2 separate regions of the Homo sapiens genome follow, and region 1 is linked to region 2. A link is a contact called in ENCODE Hi-C data. All regions are on one chromosome and are shown on one strand. The core of a region is the stretch at or near the end of the contact, and the rest is flanking DNA. Distances in the headings are between cores, read along the strand shown.

Region 1 (3,541 bases), core at 254-2,753, 760 kb after region 2:
CCGTGACATTGTAGAAGAGGTGACTGCCAGGCTCCTCCTCGTTGCCTCCGGGGAAGCTCGGGGTCCGGACCGGGGCGGCCCTGCGGGCTCGTACCCCTGCTCTGGACGTAGCTGCCGACACCACGTGGGACACCAAGCGGCCCTGGGCGTCAGTGCGCACGGGCACCGCCAGGATGCGCTCCGCTCCGTGCCCCAGGGGCCCGCCTGCAACGGGAAGGGGCGTTAGATCGGCGGAGACCACGGAGCCCCAGTGCCTCAGAGACCCGCCGGCAAGCCACGCCCCCCCAGACCCCGCCCCACTGCGAAGGGAAGGGGCATTCCGCCAGGCGACCCCAGAAGCCAGCCTGCACCTCCCCGGCTTTCCTGCAACCGGGAAGGGGCGTTAACAGGGCCACCACTCCGGGGCTCCGCCACTCCCCAGCCGTTCCCTCCTCCGGAGACCTTGCCTGCCAAGAGCTCTGCCCCCTGCCCCGTTCAGGGTTGGGGCTCGGTGGGAACCTCCCCGTGCCCGAAGGGACGACCCCGTCAGAGAGTCCCCCGACCCTTGCACCTACCGTCCTTGGCAGGACGTGGAGCTGCTCGGAAGCCATTCCGGGTTGGCCCCCTTACCCGTGTGCCACGACCCCTCGGCGGGCCCCTGCCGCCCGAGTGCCCTCACCGCCAGCCTCCGGAGCGGCGGAGTCTCGGCTTCCCCGAGCACGAGCGGCCTGTCCTGCCTGTCCAGCTCCCGCTCAGCCCGCTGCCGGCCCCGTCTCCCCGAGCGCCCGAGGACTGGGAGGGGTGGAACAGGGTCCCTCCGATCTCCGGGGATTCCCTGCGGGGCGCCCCAACCAATCCTTAGGGCCCAAGGCTACGCGCTCGGCAGCCGGCTCCTCCGGAGCGTCCCCGGACGCGAGCCCCGGCGCCGCCTCGCCCTGGCTCCCCCCTCGGACCCGCTGGGGCTGACTCTGCGCTCTTGGCCGCGGGGCTTTTCCCGGCCCTCCGTCCCCACCCTCCGCGACTCAGGAGCCGCCAGTGCTCCGAGGCTCCCCCGGCCCAAGGCGCTCGGGGGCGGTGCGGGGCGCCCCCTGCGCGACCAACCCGGCCCCGAAGTTGGCCAACTTGGCCCCGGGCGGGGCGCGCGGAGTTTGCCCAAGTCAGGCTGGACGACGCCTGGGGAGGGGGCGGCGGGGCACGCGGGACAGGGCCAGGCCGGCGGGGGTCCCGGGGAGTAGGGGCCGGGCCGCACCTACCTGGGGGGTCGGCGGCGGCGGCGAGCCTGGCGTTCGCGGGCGGCGGCGGCGGCGGCAGGAGCGGCGGCGGCAGCAGCAGCAGCAGCAGCAGCAGCGCGGGGCAGAGCAGGCGGCGAGCGGCTCCCGCCGGCGGATCCATGGCAGCCGGACTGCAGCCGGGGCCCCGCACTCGCAGCCGGCGCGAAAGTTCCCCGCGAGCCGCCCAGCCCACATCTGGGGGCAGCTGGAGCCGCCCGCAGCTGCAGCACCGCAGGGCGCGGGGCGGAGGAGGCGAGGCGCGGAGGGGCGGGCGGGGGAGCGCGGAGGGAAGGCGGGGAGAGGGAAGGAGCGAGCGAGCGAGGGAGGCAGGCGGGAGGGAGGGAGGCGAGCGAGGGGGAGGGCGGGGACGGCGGGCGCCTCAGCCTGCGGTGACCCGGCGCATCTTGGCGCGGCCGCCGCCGCCGCCCGCTTCCCTCTTCGCGCCGCCGTCGCCGCGGTGCCGGGCTCGCAGCGAAGCAGAGACACCCCGAGGCGGCGGCAGAGAAGCGCCGCGGGCCGGGCCGGGGGAGCCCCGCCGCCAGCCACCCCAGGGGCACAACCTCCGAGGAGCGGCGCCGGCCGAACGTCCCCACCTAGAGAGCCCTTGGGGTGCCGGGTCCCACCCATCAGCCCTGGAATTCAAGGGGTGCATCCCCCTGTCTCTGTGCTCTGGGGCAGGACAGGGTGAGGGAATGAAAGGGGAGGGGGGACTGACTACTGGGTCCAAGGTCTGAGCCAGGCCGAATGCCCAAATAGAGGCCGCAAAGGCCAGAAGATGCTGTTAGGAGGGTACACCCAGGGCGCGACCCCAAAGATCAACTTTTGCCCTTACTGAGAGAGGCAAGGCTCCTTCAGTCCCCAGTTCCTCTTCCTCTGAAGTCCCTGTCCCCTGTCCCCCATCTGCCTTCCCATCCCTCCGCTGCAGCCTCAGCACAGCCTCTTCCTGCCAGACCTGGGCTCTCTGCCCATGAGCACAGTCAGGCTCCTGCCCTCACCTGTCCTCAACCCCACGTATGCATTCTGTCCTCCCGCCATTGCACTCCCGGCCCCCAACCTGAAATGGCCTCTCCAAGCTCTGCCTACCTTTTCCACCCAAGCATCCAAGGACACCTGGGCCCATTCTGGGGCCAGTTTGCTGTTAGAGCCCGTTGCCAACCGGAACCCCTCCCCAGTCCCTCCTCTCCAGCAAGGCCCTGATCCTCCCATGCTGTCTGAGCTCAGCGGCCTCTCTCCAGGGCCTGCCTGAGAGCCCCCTCTCAGGCTGTTGATCATCTCTGCCCTGGGACCCCCAATTTCTGCCTCACTTCCCCAGAGGGTGAACACCCACCCCTTTGATTTTCTCATTTGCCCTGCCCCAGGTCTGTGTGGCCAGGGCTTTGGTCTTTGCTTTGGCCAGGGGCAGAGGACCCGGAGATGACTCAGGCCTCTCCCTGCTGGCCAGGAGGTCCCAGTCGTTGGGGGAAACACGACTTACACAGCAGGCTCTAACTGTGATCTCACGTCCTTGGTTCTTTCGATTGTGGGTCCTGGGTGTGAGAGCATCGCAGCTGGACAGCCATCTTCACCTGCAAGCTGTACTCTTTCTGTGTCACCTAAGGGTGCCCGAGGCTGGATCCAGCTCCCAGGCATGGTGAGATGTCACATGGAAATTTAGATTGGTAACTTTTCTTGAGATATTGGAAGATGTGGCCACGCTAGCCCCACAGTCCTGCTTAGCAACCATTAAATGGGCACTTACCTTGCAGTTTGTGGCAGGTCCCGCCTCTCCTCACTCTCTGTAGGCATCTGCTCTCGTGACCTGTGATGACCCAACTGGTTCCAGAGAAAGTTGGAACTGGAATCCTAGTATACCACAGAGATGACTCCAGAGCTGGGCATCCAGGAGGACTTCCTGTAAGAGGTGGCATGAGTTGAATTGTGAAGGCTGGGGGAGCTAGGCAGCCCAGAGTTGGGTCCAGCCAGTTGCTGTCCTGGAACCCATGACGCATTCCTCCTGTGGTTGTCAGCGCTTCCATCCTCTTCGAAACACGAGTGAAACCCAACCAGCAGCCGCCCCTACTTCAAGGGGCATGTTCTGCACCTTCCTGCCGTGTCTATGGTTGGGTATTTCTTTACACAGCGCCTAAAACTTTTTTCAATTTTTTAAAGGATACTTTAAATCACTACTATAAATGGAAAAGCCAGCATCTCACCATGTTTCCATAAATCAAAGATAATTGCTAAAAATAAATACAACAAGAAGAGAAATGTTATCAAATTCCAGATACTTTGACCTGCTAAAGATACCGAAG
Region 2 (3,694 bases), core at 154-2,653:
CCAGCCCACCAGGGCCTGTCCAGTTTCGTGGGGAGGGGAACTGCCGCACATGCCGCACACAAAAGGCGGAGGCTTTGACCAACATGCTGGGTGAGGGCTTGGAGGACCCAAAGGTGGCTCTTTCTTTGAAGACACACAGCAGCAATCTTAACCCTTAGAAGTGTCACAGAGCCTCATATGAGCTTTCAAGTAAGCTGTGGAAGTCGCGATTCCCAGGTAAGGGACGGGAAACTCCGGATGTCCTGCGAGCCCACACCCCAGATGGCACCGCCTGAAACCAGAATCCAGGTCCTCCACCCCCGATTGTTTCTCCTTCCTCTCATCTTACCAAGTCATGTGGGCGCCCCCACCCCCATCCCCGAGGCCTCAGTGCGACGGTGACCGCTCAGTCTTGGGGCCTGAGCTGCTGGAGACACACTGGAGCACAGCGGGGCCCAGCCCTCGGGCCTGTCTGAGGCTTTCCTCCGCCGTGACCACCGCCTCTCCAGGTGTACCAGCGTTGGTTAGGAACAGTAGGTGCTACTGGTCACAGTCACCAGATACTTCCCACGAGCCTCATCTTTATCCCCGACTCTGGCCGCCGGCGGGAAGCGGCGTGTCCGAGCGCACACCCCGTGGAGACTGACCCTAGGTCTGTTACTCCAAAGTCCCTGGTCTCTCCTTCCCCTTTCTCGCGGCCGCCTGCCTGGCACGGGACCCTGAGGCCGGAGCGGAGACCGCAAAACCCCTTGGGGCCGGCACCCCCTGCCTCCGCCTTGGCGCAGACGTGCCCATCTCTGGGACGGCCCCGAGCGCACGCAGCCGGCGGGCGACCCTCCTCCCAGAGACCTGCACGCTGCCCCCGGCTCCCAGCGTACCGCCACCCTCAACCCGACACACCCAAGTCCGCCCCAGCCACGCGCCAAGACGCTCACCTCCCGCAGCAGGCGCTCCAGGTGCGGCTCGGCCCAGGCGTCCAGGGCGCCTGGCGGCCCCGCGCGCCGCAGCAGCTCCCGCTCCTCCTCGAGCGCCGCCACCCGGCCCTGCAGCGCGGCCGCCTGGACACCCAGCAGCAGGCAGGCAGCCGCCGAGCCCACGGAGAGCAGCAGGCACAGCGCGCTCACCGCCCGGGACCCGGCCGTCGTCGCCGAGCGCCCTCCGCCGCCGCCGCCCGCCGCATTGCCCTTCCCCGCGTCGCCGCCGCCACCGGCGCGCTCGCCTGGGCCCATGGCGCGTTCGTCGCGCGTGGACTCTCCGAGGGGGCGGTGCTGCTGGGGCAGAGGCTGGGTGCGAGAGGAGCAGGCGGGACAGCCCGAGGCACGAGGTCCGCCGGGCGCGGGGGTTAGCCTCCGGGTAGCAGCGGATCGCCGCGCACGCCCCCTTCGCCGCAGCCAGCTCCTCCACAGCGGCCACTTTGGGCAGTTTCCTCTATGCAAATAGACCCTGCCAGAAAAGGAGCAGGGACCCACCCAGGGGAGGAGCGGCCGGGCTGGCCCCGCGCGGCGAGGGGGCGGGGGCGAGGAAGGAGCGAGCTCCTCGGAGCCACCCGTCGGCGCCGGGCTGATCCCACGCGCAGCGCGCACCTCTGCCCTCACCTAGCCCGGGCGCCGGCACCCGCCCCCGCACGCACCTCTGAGGCTTCCCCAGCCCAAGCCCGCACTGTGGACCCCAGAGGTCGGAGGGGAGCCCGGCGACACCGCGCCCCTTCTGCAGCCCACCCCTGGCTGGAGCACCCACCACTCGTGCCTTAGCACATTCCTCTAAACTTGTGAATTACCTTTCTGACACTTGTAAAAGTTCAAAACTTCAAATCCTGCAAAAAACTGAGTGGGTCTGTCCTCGGTGGTGGATTAGCGCCGCTTCGTGGCGGAAAGCGACCTCTGCGCACTCACATTTAGAGAGGCAGGGTCGAGATTGCGCCAAACAGAAATACGCCCCTTAGAATCTTCTCACGAGTTCTTAGCTGCCGGACTTCGGTGCGGGAAACAAAAATGGTAAGACTGTTTCTGGCCTGGAGAGGGCTTTTGAGAAAACTGAGACTATAACGAATGGGAAAGATTCAGAAAATGAACTTCAAGTCTTGTTCAACTGATGACTTAATTCTGTATTAGACGCACAACTTGGCCAAAAATTATGATCTAGTATGCACCACACTTAACCTGTACTGCGATTCTGCTGCAAATTTAAATCACAGGGCTGAGGCAAGAAGGCTGTGGCGTACAGCCTGGGTCCAGAGAACAGAATGAGTGGCACTAACAAGTCTTGGCAGGAAAGGGAAGAACTGCTGGAAGTCAGGCTGGGTTCAGATTCCTACCAGGCATATTCATGTCCTAAATGGGTCCCAAGTAACTCTTTCGCTAACTCCTGTAATACCTAAATGAAACAACAAACCAGCAGTTCAGATCTTTGTGATTTGAGTAACCCCCCAACCATTTTTTTTTAAGAAAAATAACGTTATATCCATCTTCCCTCTCACTCTGGATATCTTCTGGTTGTCTCATTTCTGTGGATACTCACCTTTTAGAACTGTTGAGTGCCTCTGGCTAACATGTTCCATCTCCTTCCCTTAATTCAGAGGGGAACCCCTGAGATGGCCGGGGGTTATGGTTGATAGACTTGGCTCTGTGCTAAAGTCTGGTGTATGCCCAATAGAATGAAAAGTTGGCCTCATTCTGAAAAGAGGCCAACACCCTCTTACAAGTCAGCACTACATTTCTTACAGGCACATAAACTGCACACCACCTACCTATGTTAATGTTACTGCATGTATTGTTTGCCATGTTCCTGAAGCTTCTGTGTATTGAAAAAGCCAAGCTCACTGGCCCCTGGGCCTCTGCCCTTGCCTACCACCTCACTACCTGCATTCCTGCTCTCAGATCGTTAAACGGCAAGCCCCTCCTCATCCTCCAGGTCAAGGTCCTCAACCTCACTGCTTCTAAAAGATCTTCCCAGACTGCCCAATTTAAGGTGGCCCACAAGATTAATCAGGGAATTGGGGCGGCTGAATTAAGATGGAAATACTGTCTGCAACTCATTCTAAAAGGCGAAAAAGAAAATGACTTACTTGTGTCCATTAGGGTCCTGGAAGAATAGATGGCATCCTCAGAGAGGGTGACTCAAGACAGCCTGAATGTAGAGCCACTTCACAAAGTGGAGATCAGAGGGGCCAGCAGGGGAGGCCGAAGCAGCACTCTGCGGGTATTGACAGTGGGAGGCCATTACCATCCCTAACTGGGAACCCTGGGGAACTTGGAGCTATAGAAGAGGGCTGCTCCACAGCACCTGTGGCCCTTGGTTAAGGGGAACAGCCTCTGCAAAGCCATGGCTTGAAAGGGAGGGAGCTCACAGAATAAATACTCAACTGCTCTCTCCTGCTCTCTGATCTACTGGGGCCTTCCAATGACCAAACCTCCAGGGCAGGGGCCAGCCTCCTAGAGGGCAGAGAGCAGAGGCAGAAGGAAGAAGGGCAGATCTTGAGGGGGAATAAAAGAATATCCACTAACCTATCGTGTGTAGCATCACCTAACAGGTAGACAGCACTTACACCAATCCCGCTACTGCTGCCTATGAATGGCTAACCTGTCAGCAATAGACTAAACAAGGTACTCCTCAGGCAGACTAACTGGCCACGTGGTGGCAAAACAGCTACTTTGGATTCCCTCCTTCCTGCAAGGACCAATGGTTTGCCCCTCACAGGGACAGCACCAGGTGTGGG

What was found. A loop is a pair of places that touch in the nucleus more often than their neighbours do.
Region 1: a map with no recorded cell type shows a loop between it and region 2 (2.3-fold over the local background). The contact joins the promoter of ADAMTS2 here to the promoter of COL23A1 in region 2. A Hi-C loop is called at or near these places in 1 of 37 single-sample maps with no recorded cell type.

Annotation. Positions count from the first base shown.
Region 1 is chr5:179,343,958-179,347,498 of GRCh38, forward strand. ADAMTS2 (ADAM metallopeptidase with thrombospondin type 1 motif 2) reads right to left here and starts at 1,504. Exons shown (of 22, transcript NM_014244.5): 1 at 1,233-1,504; 2 at 1-204. The coding sequence starts at 1,371. It overlaps LOC105377759 (a long non-coding RNA gene), which reads right to left. Exons shown (of 3, transcript XR_941311.3): 2 at 2,989-3,141; 3 at 2,404-2,822.
Region 2 is chr5:178,588,990-178,592,683 of GRCh38, forward strand. COL23A1 (collagen type XXIII alpha 1 chain) reads right to left here and starts at 1,404. Exons shown (of 29, transcript NM_173465.4): 1 at 915-1,404. The coding sequence starts at 1,208. RefSeq lists an enhancer at 1-750 and a silencer at 1,406-1,605.